Regions from separate parts of the Homo sapiens genome. Here all the other regions are linked to region 3. A link is an interaction called in ENCODE POLR2A ChIA-PET data of the cell type or tissue named here. Cell type or tissue: CD4-positive, alpha-beta T cell. All regions are shown on one strand. Links, peaks and the distances in the headings refer to the core of each region. The heading gives the core; the rest is flanking DNA.

Region 1 (6,533 bases), core at 1,534-6,533, 200 kb before region 3:
TTGAATGAAAGTTTGGTGAACTGAAACAGCCTTGTATGTGTAAGAATATAATATATGAGGCCGGGCATGGTGACTCATGTCTGTAATCCCAGCACTTTGGGAGGCCAAGACGGGTGGATCACCTGAGGTCAGGAGTTTGAGACCAGCCTGACCAACATGGCAAAATGCCGTCTCTACGAAAAATACAAACATTAGCCAGGTGTGGTTACATGCACGTGTAATCCCAGCTACTCGGGAGGCTGAGGCAGGAGAATCACTTGAACTGGGAGGCGGAGGTTGAGTGAGCTGAGATCACACCACTGCATTCCAGCCTGGGCGACGGAGCAAGACTCTTGTCTCAAAAAAAAAAAAATTATATATATATATATATATATATATATATATATATATATATATATATATATAATCTATCCACATACTTGTATATATAGGATAGACAGGATATAAACATCTAATGAGATAGGAGTGGATTGTTTAATTGTGAGGAGGATGAACTGAGAGGTGTAACTGATGAAATATTTGAGTGTAAATTCCCTGTATGTTAAAACAGTGAATGTAAAACTTGAAATCCCAAAAAAGTTAGACTTCTGGTATCTTAGGGTAGGGGAAGACCTTTTACAAGTTTTAGAAGAAATAAAGCAAATTGATAGATCTGACTAAGTTGAAAAAGAAAAACATTCTCTCTTGTCAAAAGAAACCACGAAAAGGTAGACTGGGAAAAATATTTGCAATAGTTTTGTGAGATAAAATAATCTAGATCTCTTAAAAATCCATCACAGATACCAACGTAGTTTAAATATGGGAAGGAAGTGAAAGAGGCATCAACAGGTGAATTACAAATTACAGTGGCAGGATACTATTTTTTTTTTTCCTTTGAGACGGAGTCTCGCTCTTTGTCCAGGCTGGAGTGCAGTGGTGCAATCTCAGCTCACTGCAACCTCTGCCTCCTGGGTTCAAGCGATTCTCCTGCCTCAGCCTCCTGAGTAGCTGGGATTACAGGTGTGTGCCACCACTCCTGGCTAATTTTTGCATTTTTAGTAGAGACTGAGTTTCTGCATGTTGCCCAGGCTGGTCTTGAACTCCTGAGCTCAAGTGATCCGCCCACCTCGGCCTCCCAAAGTGTTGGGATTACAGGCGTGAGCCACCGCACCCAGGCAGGATACTATTTTTTGAATGTCAAATAAAGAAAAGGTATAAAGGGTTTAGATGTTTTCTCCTGCCCTGCTAGTAAACCAGCTTAGCGGACTTGAGAGCATGTTTTCAGGGGGGTCATGAGCCTCAACTGTGTCCCCATATTTTTGACCCTATAATTTAACTTCTGGGATTCTACATTAAGGAGACATCAGAGATGTAGGATTTCTGACTGAGAGTCGTGACTAGAGTGCTACTTACCATGGTGAAAAAATAATATAAACAGCTTTAATGGGCGGCAGCAGAGGCATGGTAAATACATGACCTTATTCATTTTATAATAAAAATTATCCAACCATTTCAAGTCATGTTTTCAGAGAATCTTAATGACGCGAGAAATTCCTTCTGTGTAATGCAAAATGAAAAAATGGATTGGAATTCCGAATTCTCTGTGAACTAAACAACAACAACAAAATCCACAGAGAAACTATCAGGAGGAGATACTATAGAAACATAAAATTGATTATCACTGAGTATTAGAATTACAAGTGATTTTAATTTCTTTCTTTATAATTTTACTTTTCAAGATTTCTACCAAGAGCATGTCTATCTCTTATAGGAAGGAAAAAACTAAATGTTGTTGAAAAAGTCAAAGTGGGACACATCGTTTGCAAAGTGAATCAATTTTGCAGTCACCTGGGTGGACGTAGGGGGAAGTCTTCCAGTGGCACGGCCATTGCCCTCCAGAGTCATGTGAGCTTTCACTCTGCTACTGTTTTTTTTTTTTTTTTTGAGACAGAGTCTCGCTCTGTTGCCCAGGCTGGAGTGCAGTAGCGCTATCTTGGCTCACCACAACCTCCACCTCCTGGGTTCAAGCGATTCTCCTGCCTCAGCCTCCCGAGTAGCTGGGATTATACGCACGTGCCACCATGCCCGGCTAATTTTTCTATTCTTAATAGAGACAGGGTTTCACCATGTTGGTCAGGCTGGTCTCAAACTCCTGACCTCGTGATCCACCCGCCTTGGGCTTCCAAAGTGCTGGGATTACAGGCGTGAGCCACCACGCCCAGCCACTGTGCTACTCTTTCAGTGGCTTTCTTGTTGGTCTTTGTATTATTACTCTTCAGTTTTATTGATTGATTGATTGATTGACTGAGTGAGTCGGAGTCTCACTCTGTTGCCCAGGCTGGAGTGCAATGGTGCGATCTCAGCTCACTGCAACCTTAGCCTCTCAGGTTCAAGTGATTCTCCTGCCTCAGCCTCTCAAGTAGCTGGGATGACAGACACGTGCCACCAAGCCCTGCTAATTTTTGTATTTTTAGTGGAGATGGGGTTTCACCATGTTGGTCAGGCTAGTCTCGAACTCCTGACCTCAGGTGATCCTTCTGCTTCAGCTTCCCAAAGTGCTGGGATTACCGGCATGAGCCAACGCACCAGGCCTTGAGTTCTATTTAAAATGATTGATTTGATGCATTTAAATTTTACAGTCTCAGATTACTGTTCTGTAGTGTCTAGTTAGAGGCAAATGGGTAATGAGGAGTCATAAGACTTGAGCAAACTTTTCCCCTTTTAATAAGTGTCTATAAGCCACTGACATTTAACTGATTTATTAATAGCCATATTCATGGACTTTTTTTTCTTTATAGAAAAACTTGGTACATGACTACATTTTTGAGGCGGAATGATTTTCCTGAATTTATAAATGAATGAAAAAAAGCAAATAGTCTTTGTATGACACACGTAATAGTTTCTAAGATGTTTCTCCTTTGACATTTTCCATTGATATAAAAATGCAGCTGATTTAATAAAAACCTATGCTGTGTTAGGAAGTTTGCCGTGAATCATTTGTGGAATATTAGGGGGAAACTGTTAAGTCTCCTTTTGAAGTTTCTTAGATTTAAAAATTCATGAGTTTTAACTAGCTTGACATTATTACATTAAAACTTTTAAGACAGCCAAGAATTGATGGTTGTTTAGGACATGTTCCAAGCCCTCAAATACGGCTCTCCAGTGCAGTGGCTTGCTGGGCTGCCCACCTTCTACCCACATGTGCCTAGTTCAATTCAAGGTCATTAAAATTAAAATTCAGGTCCTCAACAGTACTAGATACGCTTCCAGTGCACTGTAGCCAACGTGTGGCTAGTGGTTACTGTACTGGACCAAGCAGATATAGATCAGGCAGTGCTGGTCTAGATGCATTCAACATAGATAATGAGCCCCCAGTTATGTTTGGCTAGTTGAAGAGTAATATCTAATGCATGTTCTTTCTCACTCGTGTTCTTCCTAACAAGGCTTTGCTTAGCCTGTGCTAGCATTACTCTATTCTTTGACTATACCTCAAGTGAAAGGAGAAGGAAAGATAGGGTTGAGAGGGGAGGATGCTTATTGTATTAAATTTGCTTCAAACATAAAGGGATAATCTGAATGCAGAAAATGTACAATGAATCATAATAACACCTGGATTGATAAAATTTTAGATTTGAAAGGGGTGATTGCATCTCATCAAGCTTTCTGATTGAACTGATGAGAAATTCAAGGAGTAGAGAGGTTAAGTAATTTGTTTATGTCACACAGCCACATAGCTTGTTATTCCCTTATTCTGCAAGCTCTCTGTTCTTTTCACTGGTCCAAGACAACTCTTGTAAGAAGTTCCAGTACTAGAATTCTGTTGTCCAACAGAGACAAAAGGAGCCTATTATAGTAGAGTTAACTTTGTACAAAACCACAAAGTGTATTGTATAAAACAGGAAGTTACCTTTTATAAGCCCAGTCTTCTGAATGTTTTTTGTATTGTCTTTGGAAAAAACTGTTACTTTAATTAATAGACACTTTTACTTTGTTCTTGAAATTACGTATAGCTTAAGAAACAAAAGGAAATACGCTTTCTTTTAATAATAGCCTTTTTGGGGGGTTAGGGTGTTGTAGTTAGGAAAAGGCTTTTTAAAAATATACTGTTTCTATTTTGCAAAGCTTATGGGTGGAGCAGTTGTCACCACCAAGATTTGCCCCTCTAACCCCCCAAAAACATCCCATTGAATGTAAATAGAAATTCCTGTGAAGTGGGTTATTATTCTCATATTTGATAGGTTTCCCCAAGAATTATCTGTTTCCACAGACACTGCATAGGTTCCATTAGTTGCTGTGGAAAGTGAAGTAATTTATTCTAGGAACTGTGACTGTGTGCTGTGAAAAGATTGCATTTTGTTAACATAATTTCTACGGCGTTCTGTTGATGGGGCCTCTCAAATACTTCTTGGACCTGTTCCCTTCATTTCTTCTCCACTGTCTTAGTTCACACCCTTGCCTGCACTTCCATGTTTTTAGTTTGTTTCCATTCATCCATCTCGCCTATGGCTCCCTGAGTGCTTTTTCTGAAACAAACCTGATCATTTCACTTCCTGGAACACCCTGCCACATCCACTCCATCTGCAGAGTGACACGCAGGGCTCGGGCCCTTACTGTAGCAAACATTCTCTTCTCACCTGGGCTCAGCCTGCCTCTCTGTTCTCACCCCAAGTCTTTGTTCAGATATCACTTCCTGAGGTCTTGCCTGACTGTCATGTAAATAATTATCATCCTTCTGGTGGGGTGTGGTGGCTCATGTCTATAATCCTAGCACTTTGGGAGCCAGAGGCGGACAGATCACTTGAGGCCAGGAGTTTGAGACCAGCCTGGCCAACATGGTGAAATTCCGTCTCTACTAAAATACAAAAAAAAAAAAAAAAAAAAAAAATTAGCTGGGTATGGTCAGGTGCACCTGTAATCCCAGCTACTCGGGAGACTGAGGCAGGAGAATTGCTTGAACCTGGGAGGTGGAGGTTGCAGTGAGCCAAGATTGGGCCATTGCACTCTAGCCTGGGTGAACAAGAGCAAATACTCCATCTCAATCATCATCATCATCATCATCATCATCATCATCATCATCATCATCCTTCTTTGTTTGCCTGATCTTTTCTGCTTCATTTTTCCCTATAGCACTTATCACCATCTAACAGGCTATATCACCTACTAATTAAAAAAAAAAAAAACTCCATTGGCTCTTTCTCCCAATTAGGATGAGATCTCTACCAGGGCAGGAATTTTTTGTTTTGTTTTGTTACAGATGCCTTCGCATGCCTGGAACAGTGCCTGACATGGAATGGGGGATCAGTACATATTTGGGGATGAATGGGCGTGATGCCGCTTGCTCCACGTTCCTGTCTCCCACCCTCTCCCTTGAGGCACCTTAGACTTTTTCCCAAGGGTCTGCCATGCTGTTTGCTGCTGGTACCTCCACGTTTAATGGCTTTTCTACCTTTTTTTTTTTTTTTTGAAACAGAGTTGCTCTGTCGTCCAGGCTGGAGTGCAGTGGGAGCCATCTCAACTCACTGCAACCTCTGCCTCCCGGGTTCAAGCAATTCTTCTGCCTCAGCCTCCTGAGTAGCTGGGATTACAGGTGCACACGACCATACCCAGCTAATTGGTTTTTTTTTTTTTTTTTCCTATTTTTAATAGAGACAGGGTTTCGCCATGTTGGCCAGGCTGGTCTCAAACTCCTGGCCTCAAGTGATCTGCCCGCTTCAGCCTCCCAAAGTGCTGGGATTACAGACGTGAGCCACCATGCCCATCCTCCTTTGGTTTCCTCTTATCCTCGGCTCCTCTGGGCATTTCCTCTTGAGCCTCTCCTAATTTTCTGTTCCGCTTTGATGCACCCCCCGGCCCACCCAAGCTCGCCTTCCTATCCTTGTTGATATTTGCATCTTGTCCTTCGTGGGATTCCAGGTACATTCTTGGTGGACTTGGTGGTGGTTATGTGTGCGGTTGGACGGACAGACTTGCTTTTAGCAGCCACTTGTCCTTGCTGGCAGCCACTGGTATTTATATGTCTGTCCCCAGTGCCCAACGTGGTGTCTGGCATAAATAAATCAGATGTTCCATTAATACACACACAAGAAAACTGCATGGTATCAGCACTTATCTGTCTGGCATTAGTTTTAAAATTGTATGTGTCTTAGAATTTGCTAAGAAAAGTTTACTGTAAGCTCTTGAGGAAAGCTTTTCAGGAGGAATTAATTTGGAGAAAAATGCTCCATGCCTAGGAGTGTTGAGTGCTCACAGATGACACTGTGTGGGGTCCCTGCCACTCCCTAGTTTAGTTTTATTTCTTTTCATTGCCCCTTCCCCACAATAGGTGCTCAGTTATTAAAAATCGATGATTTAAGTAAAAATATAAAAGTCATAGCTGCATTATGGGAAATGTGGATAATGGGGGAAAGGGAACTGTAATTGACTGGTTAGGGCGTGGTTTCTGGAGCCAGTTGTGTGGGTTCAAACCGCAGCCCCACCACTAGCGGCTCTGTGATGCTGAGCAGGTGACTTCATCCCTTAGGTTGCTTATCTGTAAGATGGGAACAGTAATATAA
Region 2 (6,623 bases), core at 1-5,000, 290 kb before region 3:
GAAGATCCAGGATGGTAGGTGTGCAGTGACCCTTGAGCAAACAAATAGCACAAAACAAAACCTGGCACCTATTAACTCCAGGGAAAACAAAAAGCTGTGCAGGGAAGGAAAAGTAATCATAGTTTACTACTCATATCAGCAACAAATGGCATTTACACAGTCACAAGAAGGTAAACAAATCTAAACAAAATTATGGTATAACTACATTGGGAAGATAAGGAACCAGGAAGTGTGTGTGTGTGTGTGTGTGTGTGTGTGTGTGTGTGTGTCTGTGTGTGTGGTGAGAGAAGAAGGTGAGAAAGAATATTATATACTGAATTTCTAGAGTTAGAAACCAAGACAGCAAAATCTGAAAAGTCAAGAAGCAGTAGTATAAACATTTTACTAGAAATGTAAAACTAATTCCAAAAGAAATAGCTGAAAAGAATTGAAAGTAGTTGCTTCCAATAAGTAGGATGCTCTAAATTATTTGCATGTATAATTTTAATAAAAATTAAAATGACAGGAAAAAAGGAACCAAGGAAGAAATATCAATTATAATACTTCTCAAGTAAATGTCCTTTAAAAAATGAAATTCTTCCTTTAAAAATGAAGTTGCATTTTACTTATGTGACATGAATTTCCTTTCCCTGTAAAACAATGACTCTCAATAGGAAAGGACTTCCTAACCCTAAAAATAACACAACTAAGTCAAAATGTAATAAACCGTGATGCACACTCATAGCTTTCATTTTTTAATTAATTTACATACAATAAAAGGTATCCATTTAAATGACATTTTGATTTGTATCTGTGCAATCTCAGCCACAATTAATATATAAATGATGGGGTGCTCCCTCCAGCAGCACATATACTAAAATTGCAGAGATACAGGGAAGATTAGCATGACTACCGTGCAAGGATGACTTGCAAATTCATGATGCGTTCCGTATTTTTAGTAACTCAGCAACGGAAAGTCAGATACTGCATGTTCTCACTAAACAATAGGTACACATGGACAGACAGAGTGAAGAATAGACATTGGAAACTCCAAAAAGTGGGAAGTTGGGAGGGGCGTGAGGGATGAGAAATAACCTATTGGGTACAATTTATACCGTTCAGGTGATGGTTACGCTAAAAGCACAGACTTCACCACTATGCAGTCTATCCAAGTAACTAAAATGCATTTGTACCCGCTAAATCCATAAAAATAAAATAAAGGTGTAGATGATGGCGCATTTCCACCATCGCAAGTTCCTTTCACCCTGTCTCTAGGGATGCCCATTCCCAGCCCCGGGCAGCCCTTCCTCACTTTCTGTTTCTTTAGATTCGATGTGCCTTTTCTAGAGTTTCACAGACATGAGCTAGAATGCCTAGGATGGACTCTTTTGTGTTGGGATTCTTTCCAATGCATCTGAGTTTCATCCCAATTCCTGTGTGTGGCGTACCGTTCCTTTTATTACCGATTAGTAACCTATTAGGTGCGTTTGCCATCATTTGTTTGTCTAGGATAGAACGCTTTGGCAAACCTTTGGATAGCTGAATTTTTAAAAAGATTTCTAAAGTCTTTTGACTACGAGCTCTTCCCCCTACCAGGCAAACTCTCTGATGGTCAATTATCAGAAAGGAGCCGGTGACTGACAGCGGAGTCTGCTGCTTCCGGGTAACCCAGCTTGGTTGCTTAGCAACAAACAGAAGAAGTGTATTAGTTTAGTGGATTCTGAACAAAAAGGTAATCATCTTTTATCCCCAGATAGACAGGAGACGATGTTATTCCGAGTGAAGTGGGGGAAAAATAAAAACCGTAAAAATGGAAAGAAAACACATCTTGTAAATAACCACGATGACGCCTTCCGTAGGCACACCAAGTGTGCTGTGAAGACCAAGAAATCCCTGTTTAGACAAAATACCATGGTGTTAGGTGCTGCTGTGCAAAATAGTTTAAAATTTGCAAATAACTGATACCAGACATTAATAACTCATGACAGAGATAAAGAGAAACAGGTTAACCTTCATTAGCATGAATTCTGCAAAGGATCCATCTGAGATGAGGAAGAAACCTCGTCCCCTCTCCATGCCCCTTCAGAATGGAAGGCTAGAACTCCGGTAGATGTTATTCTTCCTCTCGCTGAATTGAGTAATTGTTTTCCGTAGTAAATGTGATTGACTTGTGTTTGTTCACTGGATTCCTTAATCTCAAAAAGAATGGCATCCATTTTGCAGGCAATGATGCTGACGGAAGTTATTTTTTTTTTTTTAAACTTCCTCGGGAGTTTTGCCAACTTGCGATGGCTACTTCCTTCTCATTATCGGCACCTCCTTCCCAGCACCCAACAATATCATCTAGCAGAAATAGCTCTGCTAAGAATCACTGATTTAACGAGTAGACTGTCCTTCAGCCATTGAATGCGAAGTGTTTAATAATCAATCAGAGATCGGGTTCACTTAGGTTTACGGGGTTGAAAGGGAGACAAAAACCCTTCACCATCACTTCTCAGCCAGTCCTGGAGCCGCTCTCCACTTCCCTCCTGATGACAGGTTTCTGGGTTTAAATCATGCCCCCAGGGAATGGATGTGAAACTGTGGTCCTGCAGTTTGCTGTCAGTGCCTGGGTATCCTGTAAAAGACAGCTTTGCAGTTTCATTTATTGGAGGGGCAAAGTTGACTGCCAAATAATTGGGTTGAGACTCCCCCAACTCCCCCTTACTTTTCTTGGGATTGTAGGGACCACTTCTCCCCATAAACATATTAAATTGCAGCCTTCCAGAGGAAAGAGATAGAGGAACACATCTTTCAGAGCTGCTATTTTTTTAAATTTATTTTCAGACTAATTAAAAATGTTCTGGTCTTTTCTGGTTTTGAATTGTAAAGACGTGCGCTTGTCCTCTGCATTGTGTGTGTGTGAGAGCACACCGAGACAGAGGAACAGGAAGGCAGAGTCTGCAAAAAACCTTGCAAAACCAAAACACATCCTGGGGCCCCACACAATTAGTGAAAATCTTGCTGCTACTGTAGAGCCGAGGTGTAAAAACTTTGAGCTGCTAAGTGCTTGCAGCATTGTGCTCTCTGCTTGTGACATTTTGTGGCCGTGGTTTCTGCTCAGGTGAGATTTATCAGTTCAAAGAATAGACTCAATGGAAAAGTACGGCTTTGCACATAAACAGACTGTCGTTCACAACCACCACGTTGACGGCAGTTTACTGAAATTAATTCTCCTTTGAGTTAAAAGACTTAAAGCTCCCAAAGAATGTGTCCATGTTTATATATTTTAAAATATATAAAAGAAAAGCCAAATCACTTACCACTTAATTTCTAAGTTAGTGTTTCTGAGGGATGGAAAAAAAATAACTAAAAGTTTTGGACCAGAGAATTTTTTTTTAATTTTTTATTTATTTTATTTTATTTTTTTAAATTCAGATTTGGGGTCAGCAGTGGCACTGAGGTTTTGGTTGGATTCCATCTCATCCTTTTTTTCTCTGAGTTTTGTTTTCTTTTTTCCTCTCTGCTATAACTCTCTGGTGAAATGGCAAGGAACTAACAGTGATAAGAAAAAGTGAGAAACAGATCCGTGTAGCAGTAATGACGGAAACTAAAAAGCGACTGCACCCCTGAGACATACGCCAATTACAACACAGAGAAATACGATGCCATGACATCTGTTGGGCCTGTTGTTTACCAAGTCGAGGTGGCAAATATTTGTTGGGCATCTCCTATGCGTAATGCATCCTAGACGCCTATTCACGGACCTCAAGACATTTCTAGTAGAGATAACTTATTCTGAACAGCAATTCTCAAAAAACTTCAAGGATCCTCCAAGAAGAGTTATTTGAGTCAGAGGGTATCAGGGAACCAACAGGGCGTGAATGAGATGCGTGGGGAGTGGCTCAGGTCAGGGCCTGGGGATGACATGGGGCAGGAGAGCCATCCTTTTCAGAGTGGTCACTAGAAAGGTTTCATCATGGTTGTGAGGATTTGCTGCCACACTAGGAGGAGACTAGTCCAGGGCCCATGGCTCTGCCATCATGGAGTGTCTGGTCTGGGATGTGGATGAACCGTAGACATTGTTCCTGATGGTTACGAAGACAGAGATTGGGGGTTGAGGAAAGAGCGTGGAGGTAAAACAAATAGTTGCTAGTAGAGAATATGGGAACGCAGCAGGCTATATGCAGGGGAGTGTTGAGACCTCACCCCACCTGTTCAGAGTGGAGTTGAGCAGTGAGTGGGTAACGGGCCGATGAAGGCTGGTCAGGGTGTCCTTGTACACAGGGGCTGGGCTCTGACCAGGTGGTGTGAAAGCCAATAACTGTCATGTACTCGAAATGTCAGCCTCGGCCGAGCCCACCTAAGGTGCTCAGACATTTCCAAAGCATTTTCTGTGGGCTGCACCGGACCGGCTTCAAGTCTCCACAACCCCGACCACACTGGGGCAGAGATATCTTCCAGTGCAATCTGAGGCCTGAGACAGAAAGTGGCTTCTTGAGCTCACAGATGGCTAAGATTGGAGCCAGGACTCTCCAGCCCAGATATTTTAACTCTCCCTCCACCCTGCCCAGCAGTCCCCACAGTCTCAGAACTTCTCACCATCCACAGATATGCAAAAGCACCTTCCAAAACCAACCCCGGGGAAGATCTGACTCTGGATTTGGCGAAACAACCTTGAGATGTTGGGAAGTTCAGGGTTTCTCCACCTCGGCACTATTGGCGCTTGGGGCTGGATGATTCTCTGTTGCAGGGGGCTTTTCTGCTACCCACTAGATGCCAGTGGCACACCCCTTCCCCCGAGCTGTGACAACCCAAATTACTTCCAGACATTGCGAACAATCTCCCAAGGAGGCAAAATCACCCGTGGTTGGAAACCACTGCTGTGGTGTGTCTGTAAATATGGTGGTGTTTGTCCCCACCCTGTGTGACAGGTGTCCCCAAGGCCAGGATGAAGCTGCTGAGGCCAGGGTGAGCTAAGAGGGGGTGAGAAGAAGCAGCCTGAGTCTGGTGTCACACAGGACTGAGGAAGTCCAAAGAACAGGCTTTTTGTCCTGGTCCTGATGGCCATGGAAAAAAAATCACTTGATCTGTCCCACCATGCTGTTCCTCACGTCTATTGCATTGAGATAACTTCTATTTTATTGATTGTAGATATGGGGTCTTGCTCTGTTGCCTAGGCTGGTCTCAAACTTCTAGCCTCAAGTGATCCTCCCTCCTCAGCCTCCTAAAGTGCTGGGATTACAGGTGTGAGCCACAGAGCCTGCCTGAATTGAGATCAGTATTTTTTTTTTTTTTTTGAGATGGAGTTTTGCTCTTGTTGTCCAAGCTGGAGTCAATGGCGTGATCTCGGCTCACTACAACCTCCACTTCCCAGGTTCAAGGAATTCTCCTGCTTCAACCTCCTGAGTAGCTGGGATTACAGGTACACGCCACCATGTCCGGCTAATTTTTTGTATTTTTAGTAGAAATGGGGTTTCACCATGTTAGCCAGGATGGTCTCTATCTCCTGACCTCAGGTGATCCACCCGCCTCAGCCTCCCAAAGTGCTGGGATTACAGGCGTGAGCCACCGTGTCCAGCCGAGATCAGTTTTAATTCTCACATTCTACTGCAAAGGTAAAATGGTCTTGGGCTGCAGTTCTCTGTTTTGAGACACCAGACAGGTGAAAAGGCAGTAAAGTCCCTGGACTCTCATCACCAGTTGGCTGGAGACCCAGGGTATGAGCCCAGAAGGAAGGAATAACAGCAGAGGCTGGAAAGTGAGCCAGTGAGTGGGGCTGTGTATGTCAGAGCTTCCTGCCATCTCTCCTCTTCTTCCTCTTCATCCCCTTTCCTTCCCTTTCCCTCTTCTTTCATTCATTAACTGGTGAGACAACCAGCCAGCATTGCCGAGAGAAACAGGGAGACTGTGACGATCCACAGGGTGCGGTATCATGTTTGTATTCCACATAGTCAGTATGATTCAAAGATCCAAAAGTTTGACCCAGCATGTTGGACAGGCACATACACAACATACATGCATGCACACGCGTATATTTCTAGTAATTATCCACAGGAAGTAGTGAGTCCACAATGCCAAGAATTTCTCCTTTTCAGTGGCTATTTGTGATGAGAAGCAATGTGCATTCCACTGCATTCTAGCATCAGATTATGGGAGGGGAATGTGGTCATCGAAGGCATGTCCTCTTTCCTATAAAGATTTCATTCAAATAGAGTTCTGCATCTGATAGTAAAAACAAACAAACAAACAAACAAACAAAAAAACAGAGGACAATTTCTTCGCCAATGAAAATGGCCCCCTATGAAGGCATAGGAGCCTATTTCAAATAAGGATTAGGAAAAATTCAACAAGGGAAATGATGCTTTGAGTATGTTAACTTGCAAAAGGAAGAACCCTATTTCCTCTTTTCTAAGAGGAAGACAACTACTTTTGCTTTGATCAGAGTGCCGCTTGAGTGGCCAGAACTGACAAGGTTGGCAGAAGCGATGAGCTGAGAATTAAGGGCAGCGTCTGGGCCTGTGGGAGGTGCCATATGTGGGCTCACATCCACTGAACCTTGATCTCCTTTGCACACCTCCATGTAATTTATAAATCAGCAGTATTCACTCTGCCAAGAGGAAGTCTACAAAAAAGAGATGTGCTTGGCGCTCCTGGAAATGCTT
Region 3 (6,841 bases), core at 600-5,599:
TCTCTGCTCTTTTCTTACACGTATCCGTACTTTCTCTGAAGAAAGAGGATACCAAATGGATATTCTCTATTGCCACCGTACCATGATGAATGTTTCTTAAAATTCTGCAGGCACAGCAATCCATTGATCCATTGAACAAATGTTTGTCAGGTAACTTTGAGGAGCCAGGCACCATCGGAAGCATTGGATTAAAAAAGAAATAGGCTCTGCCTTCTGCCTGTTGGGGTTTCCTGCTCTTGTTAGGGAGATGATGTAATCCTCAGCTTGATGTACAGTTGGGCGTCCGAGAGAGAGGCAGGAACACAGTGTCCTGGGAGTAGAGTGCAGGACAAATATATGGCAAGTGACATTTCATCTGGCTTAGGCAGAGTGTGTAGGATCCTGATTGCACAGCGTGGGCATGGCCACACAGGTGGGCATTCAAGGTGTGTTTCAGAAAGGAAAGTCAGGTATGGCTGGAGCTTAGGAACTTAGGCTGGAGATAAACCGTGGCATAAAAGGGTGCATTAGATTTTGAGAAGAAAAACAGGAAGCTGGCCTGCCTTGATGCTTCAGTGTGAGGTTGGATGGAGCAAATTGGATGGGGCCTGCTTGTGAAAGGCCTTCTCTGATATTTTAAGTGATTTGGACTTGAATCTATGGATAGGGCACCCTCAGAGGGATGCGAGACTCAAGCTTTCCCTCCACACGAGAGCCTCGGTGTGATTTCAAATATCATTTCACTTGAGGAGAAAGAGGCCATTGAAGGGAAGTCAGAGGGCATTTTCTCTTCCTGGTCATCAGTGGTATTCGTAGTTAAAGACCTTTTTATTTAAAAAAACATCTGCTTGAGAGAGGAAGTAGAGGTTACAGTTTAGAAGAAACCTGTCAGAAATCGATAAGGCTATTGTTGTGGTCATTTATTTGGGAGCATGTAGAATGTTAAGCAGGTGGTCCCTGGCCCACATGAGCGTCCAGTCGATGGGAAAGATGAGTATGTAAATAGAAGGTAGCCACGTGGTCCCAGGTTCCAGGACAGGACCTGGCATGCACACTGTGAGATCACACCGGAGGCATCTGCAATCTGTGGGGACTGCGGAACAGGTGGCCTGCCCCTGGTAGGGAGAGGAGCAGGAACAAGGCTGGGGCATCTGGGGTGCGGGTGATGAAGGAGGGAAGAGGAGAGGATCCTCACAGCACCTGAAATGTGCAGACTGCAAGGGATGGACCCAGAAAGGGCCCTTGTTCGTGTTTAGAGTCTGTTGCAGGCCTGGCCATTGTACCAGGGCCTTCATACACATCTTCATTTAGCAGCAGAATGGAGCTGCCTTCCTTGTAAATAGCTCATTTCTGCATTTGGTCTTGAAATCGAACAGTACGCATCTCACTAAGCCTAAGTGGCAAGTAGATTCCATATATGAGAAATTCACAGCTAAAGAGAAAGGGTGATTGAGTTGGGAGGGCCACACCCTGGGAAGGGCTCCGCAGTGTGGTTAAGCAGCAGGACCGCTAGTTAATGCTAAGTGAATAAATTGGCACAGATTGGAGATCCCTGCAGATACTAAACTCAATCCAAACAGAAATCAAGCCAGGATTACACATAAGAATTTCTGCCACCATCGGAAATAGGACCCTAGAGTGAGAATTGACTTTCTTCCGTCTGCCACAGCTGTCAGTCTGTGAATGGATTTCCACTAGGGCAATGTTGTCTGCCTGTATTTCTGCCTGTTTTTGTTGTGAGTGATAGGATGAGGACACAACAACTGACAAAAATACGGAGAGCTGATGGGCTTCTTCGAAGCTGCCTGCAAGCCTGTTTCACGTGACGTGTTCCGTTGTTGAAATGACACCTTCCCTTATCTGCCAGCTCTGTTAACACACAAGATGACCTTGGCTTCAGCCTGTCTTGAGGGGCTGGCTGTTTTACTTTACTAAATGATTTGTTTAAGTCAGAAGTGGTTATCCCTGATCAATTCTCCGATAAGTGCCAGCGGCCAAATTTAAAGCCGAGTCCAGAGCAGTTTTCTAATGACAAAACTAGTTTTTTGCTGATGTTTGAAAAATGCATGTGGCAGGAAGAAAGAAAAACAAAACAAAACAAAAAAGTAGGTGAGTGCTTCAGTTCTGTGAGTGCAAGAAAAATGTAAGTGCCACCAAGCTAATATTTACGCTAATGCTCCTCTTTCAGTACCAGAGCCTCTGTAGCTTCAAATTTCATTTTAGTTAAAGAGAACGAGGTAATGGAAGTAAAGACAGAGTGCATTGCTTTTCCTGGCCATCGGTGTTATTAGGAACTTGAACACTTTATGTGTAGGAGATGTGCAGTGAGAGCGGTTCACCCTGATCTGTTCTGCCAGAAATAGACGTCTCGGGGTGTGGATGCAGACATGGTCTTTGGCAAGGCTCAGTGCAGGCTGCAGAGTCCAGTTCTGGGTTCTGTCTGAGTGGGCCGCTTTATAAGAGAGGACGAAGTTTCTGGCAAAAGTGGTCTTTAATGCATGGCTCTACTCACTTGATGGGTGTTAGAGTTGAGTGGGGTTTGGCAGGACCACGAGCGTGTCTGGCCTCAATTCGAGGGGGTGCAGCGAGGGGAGGTAGGGGACCTGGGAGAAGCTGGAACCAGAGTCACTCAATGGTCCACTGAGGTCCAGACGTACCCCATAAGCAAACTCAGAACGAAGCAGGCCTTGGCGTGGAGGCACAGGCCCAGCTGGTGACCGCCCCTCACATGCTGGGCCTTTTACAGGATGCCCATGCCCAGTTGCATGGAGGGTGGAGTTGTTAGGCACAGGCAGTGGTGATGCTGTTTATCCTAAGTCACGTGTCCATGCTCAGTAGGGTCATTGTCCATTGGGAGCATCTTTTTCTATCCCAAATCCTTCTACCCCAACCTCTCCCGGAGTACCAGGGTCCCCAAAAGAGAGATAAACCATGATCTATGTCATATCAGGAGATTGCTCGCCTCCTATGACCAAAAGGGTCTTGTCGGCTGTTGCGTTCCTTTGCATTGCACGAGGTGTTCAGGAAATTTTTGCCTTGTAACTTACATACCATCTCATGAATCACCAGGCCTGTAGTCCTCACTTTATAGACAGTGTATCAGGCTAGTGTCTGTGTGTGAAAGAGAAAGCAAACCAGTGAGCCAGCCTGGGCACAAGAGGCCAACGGGGAGCGGAACATCTAATCTATTTACTCCTGTCCGTGGGTCCTGGAGTGACTGTTTCAGCTGCAGACACAGACCCATGATGAAGGTGAGAGCAGACCAGCCAAGCGCTCCTGGCAGAAACGACTCTGAAAACACGCACCTGGGTAGGGCGATGGAGCCTCTGCCTTCACAGGGACTCCACACATCATGGTGGGGGGACATTGTCCTTGGAGAAAATCCCAGGGTGGCTCTCAGAGACTTGGGGAGCCTTGTGGTTTTTCTTAGAATTTATTTGGCTTAAAATATCAGTATGTAAATGTCAGTGACAGTATCTAACTTCTGTTTTTCAGAAAAAAAGAGAAACATGCCTTTCATGTGGGCCATCTGTGGGCACCCCTTTGTGGGTTTTCCGCATGAGCTTCAGGGGTGCTGAGCAGGCAGGGGCTCTCCACTTGTGTTTGCTCGGCAGCAGACCTGGCCTGTCCTGTGTGCTGCTTTTTGGCAGTCCAGGTTCAGGAGCTTAAGAGAGGAACGTTTATAGAAAGGAAATCGATGAGCTGTAACCTTCTATAGAAAGGTAGAAATAGAACGCCTGATTTTCTGCTCTCTTTTTTCTTCTTTTGGTGCTTAAGAGTTCAGAGAAAGCCCCAGGAAGCCTGGCACCCAGGATGCTTTGCAATGAGGCGCTTCTCAGGGCTTGTTTTTTTGCTCCAGTGTAACTCTCCACCCCGTTTGCTGAGATGCTGGTGAGACCAGGGCACTCAGCTGAGGTCCAAAGACTGGGTGTGAAGGCGTAGACCAGCAGAATCAAAGAAGTAGTGCGGCACCCCTGAACCAGAATGCGGTGTGCCCCGGACCCCCGGCCCTGAGTCAGAGACGCCCCACTGCAAATAGTGATGTGACCTCCGACCCCCAAAGGGCTCAGGTGACTCTGGCTCCTGGTCACCTGCAGTTTGGGATCTTTCCAGTGGGACCTGGCGGTTTGGGATTTGGCCTCAGCTGTTATTTACGGTTTCGATTTCTGCCCCTGTGGCTGATGCATTAAGCGATTTCCCTCCGTGTTTTTGTTTGGGGTGTCTGGTTCTCACATCTGGGGAGTCTGTCATGTGCTGTTTGAATTTCCCCTTCATTGTGGAGCTCTGAGCATTTGTCCTGGGCTATCACTCACAACAACATGTACCTAAAAACTAGAAAGCTTTCTGGTCGGAATCCTGAAAGTCGGCTGCCCCAAGCAGCCTTCAGTGTTCATAGACTTGGTGGTAGGAGAAGAGCTTTCATTCTTCGAAGCAGTCGTAAGTTTATCGGTAACACCCAGGGGAGGAGGTGTTGAGGGAGTAGGAATGACGATCTCGTATTGAGGACTTTTCCATGTGATATTGGACAGAGGGAATGTCTTACCCAGCTGACCTCAGCGAAGTCAGTCCTCGGAATCAAAGACAGATGCAGACAGGCCTCTTGAAGATACTGTGCTGTGTTTTTGTTGCTGCTGTTTTCAATTTATGCTGAACATTAGTTAACCCACTAAGAATAATGTGCCAGGCTTACGGGTGGGTGTGAACTTGAACACACTCACATGGTCTGGGGTGCTGAGGGAAGGTTGGCAAAGGAAAAGTGCACATTTTTTTTTTTGCATGTCAGGCTTTTCTTTATTATTTTCTCATAGAGAAGACAAGATAAATTTGATGAACTTTCTTATCATAGCATAGGATAAGATTTTGTAGCAATGAAAAGCAATAGCAAATGATAACTCCTGAGCCTCCATTCATGTAGATTATATGGCATCAAATACTTGGAGTGAATTTATTGTTAATTTTTAGATGAACAGAATAATTTAATTTCAGAGCCCATATTGAAATTATTGAACTAATTCAAAAAATATCTATAGAGCACCTACTCTTGCCAGTTATGGTTGTATCTGCCATGGATACAGCAGCAAACAGAATGAAGTCCCTGATTTCCTGCTGCTTATGTCTTAGTGGGGGTGGATGGTGAACAAATAAGCCAATTACGGAATAATCCTATACTAATAATAAGACAAGTTATCCATGAGAGGCCAGAGAATGAAGGGAGGAATGTGCTGTGTACAGAGGATACTCGCAGAGACCTTTCTGATACGGACTTTGGAGTAAAGACCCGGATGGGGAGGGATGGTCTGGAAGGGTTTCCCCAGGAAGAACAATCCTAAGAGAAGAACAGAGCAGAGGAAAGGCCTGATCTGACCTGTTGAAAGGATCGCCCTGGCGGTTGTTGGGAGGTGAGGCTCTCAGAGCGTGAGGTGGAAGACAGGGAAGCCCCTGCCGGCAGGGTGAGAATAGACCCAGAGCTGCCCAGCGTTTCGGCCATGTGCTCTCACCAGGCATCTGGATAAGACAGTTTCAGGGACATTGTGGACACAGAAAAGCCCCATTGGATTGGGTTCCAGAGAGGACTGAAGAAGAGGAAAAGGCGCTGTTGAGTGTAGACTCTTCTTAAGGATTTTACTGTAAAAGAGCTGAGAAATGAGGTGGGGGAATGTGTTAGTTCGTTTTCACATTGGTGATCAAGACATACCTGAGACTGGGCAATTTATAAAGGAAAAGAGGTTTAAGGGACTCACAGATCCACATGGCTGGGGAGGCCTCACAATCATGGCAGACGGCAAAAGGCACGTCTTACATGGCAGCAGACGAGAGAATGGGAGCCAAGCAAAAAGGGGAACTCCTTATAAAACCATCAGATCTCATGAGACTTATTCACTACCACGAGAACATTATGGGGGAAACCACCCCTACAATTCAATTACCTCCCACAAGGTTCCTCCCACAACACATGGGAATTATGGGAGCTACAATTCAAGGTGAGATTTGGGTGGGGTCACAGCCAAACCATATCAGTGGAGGAAGATGAGACACCTAAGGTCCTATTAGTTTGGGGGCAGGGGCAGGCTCCCTGCTACCCTCTCTGATCAAGCACATAATGAACTGAACTCCAGTGTTTTGCAAAGCACAATAATTCAGTCTAACTGTGGCTAGTCATAGCAGCTGTCCACTTAGTTATTTTCATTAGGTAACTATAATACATGACATTGTCATGTGCACAGAAATTATTCAGCTCACAATTCCAAAGTTTTATAGAGAGCTTGTTGAATTTGGAGACGGATGATGTGGCATCAAGAAAAGCCAAGGGAAAAACATTCAATATCCGATGCTTTTCATAATTTAATTGCTGCCTGCTCCCAGGCTGAATTGAACTCCAGAAGGCATTTTCTTTTCGCAGTCACAAAATGCATCTCGATATGCAGCAAATAACATGCAGCTCTGGGGTTTTCTCAGCGAAACCCAATGAAAAGAATCTGTTGAAATTTTATTGTCTGTTGATAAACACTGTGTGCGTTATTGCAGTCAGTACTAATTAGATTTATTTTTAAACTGAGTTTCTGTAAATTGTACTGACAGTAAACAATAAAATCAGATGATTATTCTAATACAGAAAACACAAACGCAACAAAACTGCCGGTACCGCCTTGTCATGGCTTTTTAGCACCTTGGCAAGCCACATTCTCTTGGTGGGTGGCTTTGAGGCCCTTGGAACATAGCAAGATGTTACCCAGGCAGAGAAAAGGCCGTCGCCGGGCTGACCGCGTAGTGTAAAGTATTTTAAGAGTGAATCCTTAGTTACAACTTGAGAAAGCTTTGTTGTTTTCAAATAAATCAGGGTGCAAACCAAGCTGGTTACGTT

The links. ChIA-PET counts read pairs that join two places held together with the same protein. Peaks named below come from ENCODE experiments on the same cell type or tissue, not always from the same donor. Only the 100,000 strongest peaks of a DNase experiment are listed, where the experiment ranks them.
Region 1: POLR2A ChIA-PET joins it to region 3 with 5 read pairs; 2 of 35 experiments call an interaction of 5 or more read pairs at or near these places.
Region 2: POLR2A ChIA-PET joins it to region 3 with 5 read pairs; 2 of 35 experiments call an interaction of 5 or more read pairs at or near these places.

Annotation. Positions count from the first base shown.
Region 1 is chr10:7,386,856-7,393,388 of GRCh38, reverse strand. The region is part of intron 1 of SFMBT2 (Scm like with four mbt domains 2); the gene reads left to right. Among named protein-coding and RNA genes, the nearest start is that of SFMBT2, 21 kb to the left of the region's middle. In CD4-positive, alpha-beta T cell, for the core only: no CTCF peak of the experiment used is centred there; a DNase peak (open chromatin) is centred at 4,588; H3K27ac peaks cover 914 bases.
Region 2 is chr10:7,481,016-7,487,638 of GRCh38, reverse strand. It overlaps the pseudogene RNU6-535P. Among named protein-coding and RNA genes, the nearest start is that of LINC02642, 11 kb to the right of the region's middle. RefSeq lists an enhancer at 6,543-6,623. In CD4-positive, alpha-beta T cell, for the core only: no CTCF peak of the experiment used is centred there; DNase peaks (open chromatin) are centred at 2,268 and 3,008; H3K4me3 peaks cover 1,512 bases; H3K27ac peaks cover 3,063 bases.
Region 3 is chr10:7,189,960-7,196,800 of GRCh38, reverse strand. The region is part of intron 15 of SFMBT2 (Scm like with four mbt domains 2); the gene reads left to right. Among named protein-coding and RNA genes, the nearest start is that of SNORD129, 6.6 kb to the right of the region's middle. In CD4-positive, alpha-beta T cell, for the core only: no CTCF peak of the experiment used is centred there; a DNase peak (open chromatin) is centred at 3,550; H3K4me3 peaks cover 1,248 bases; H3K27ac peaks cover 2,300 bases.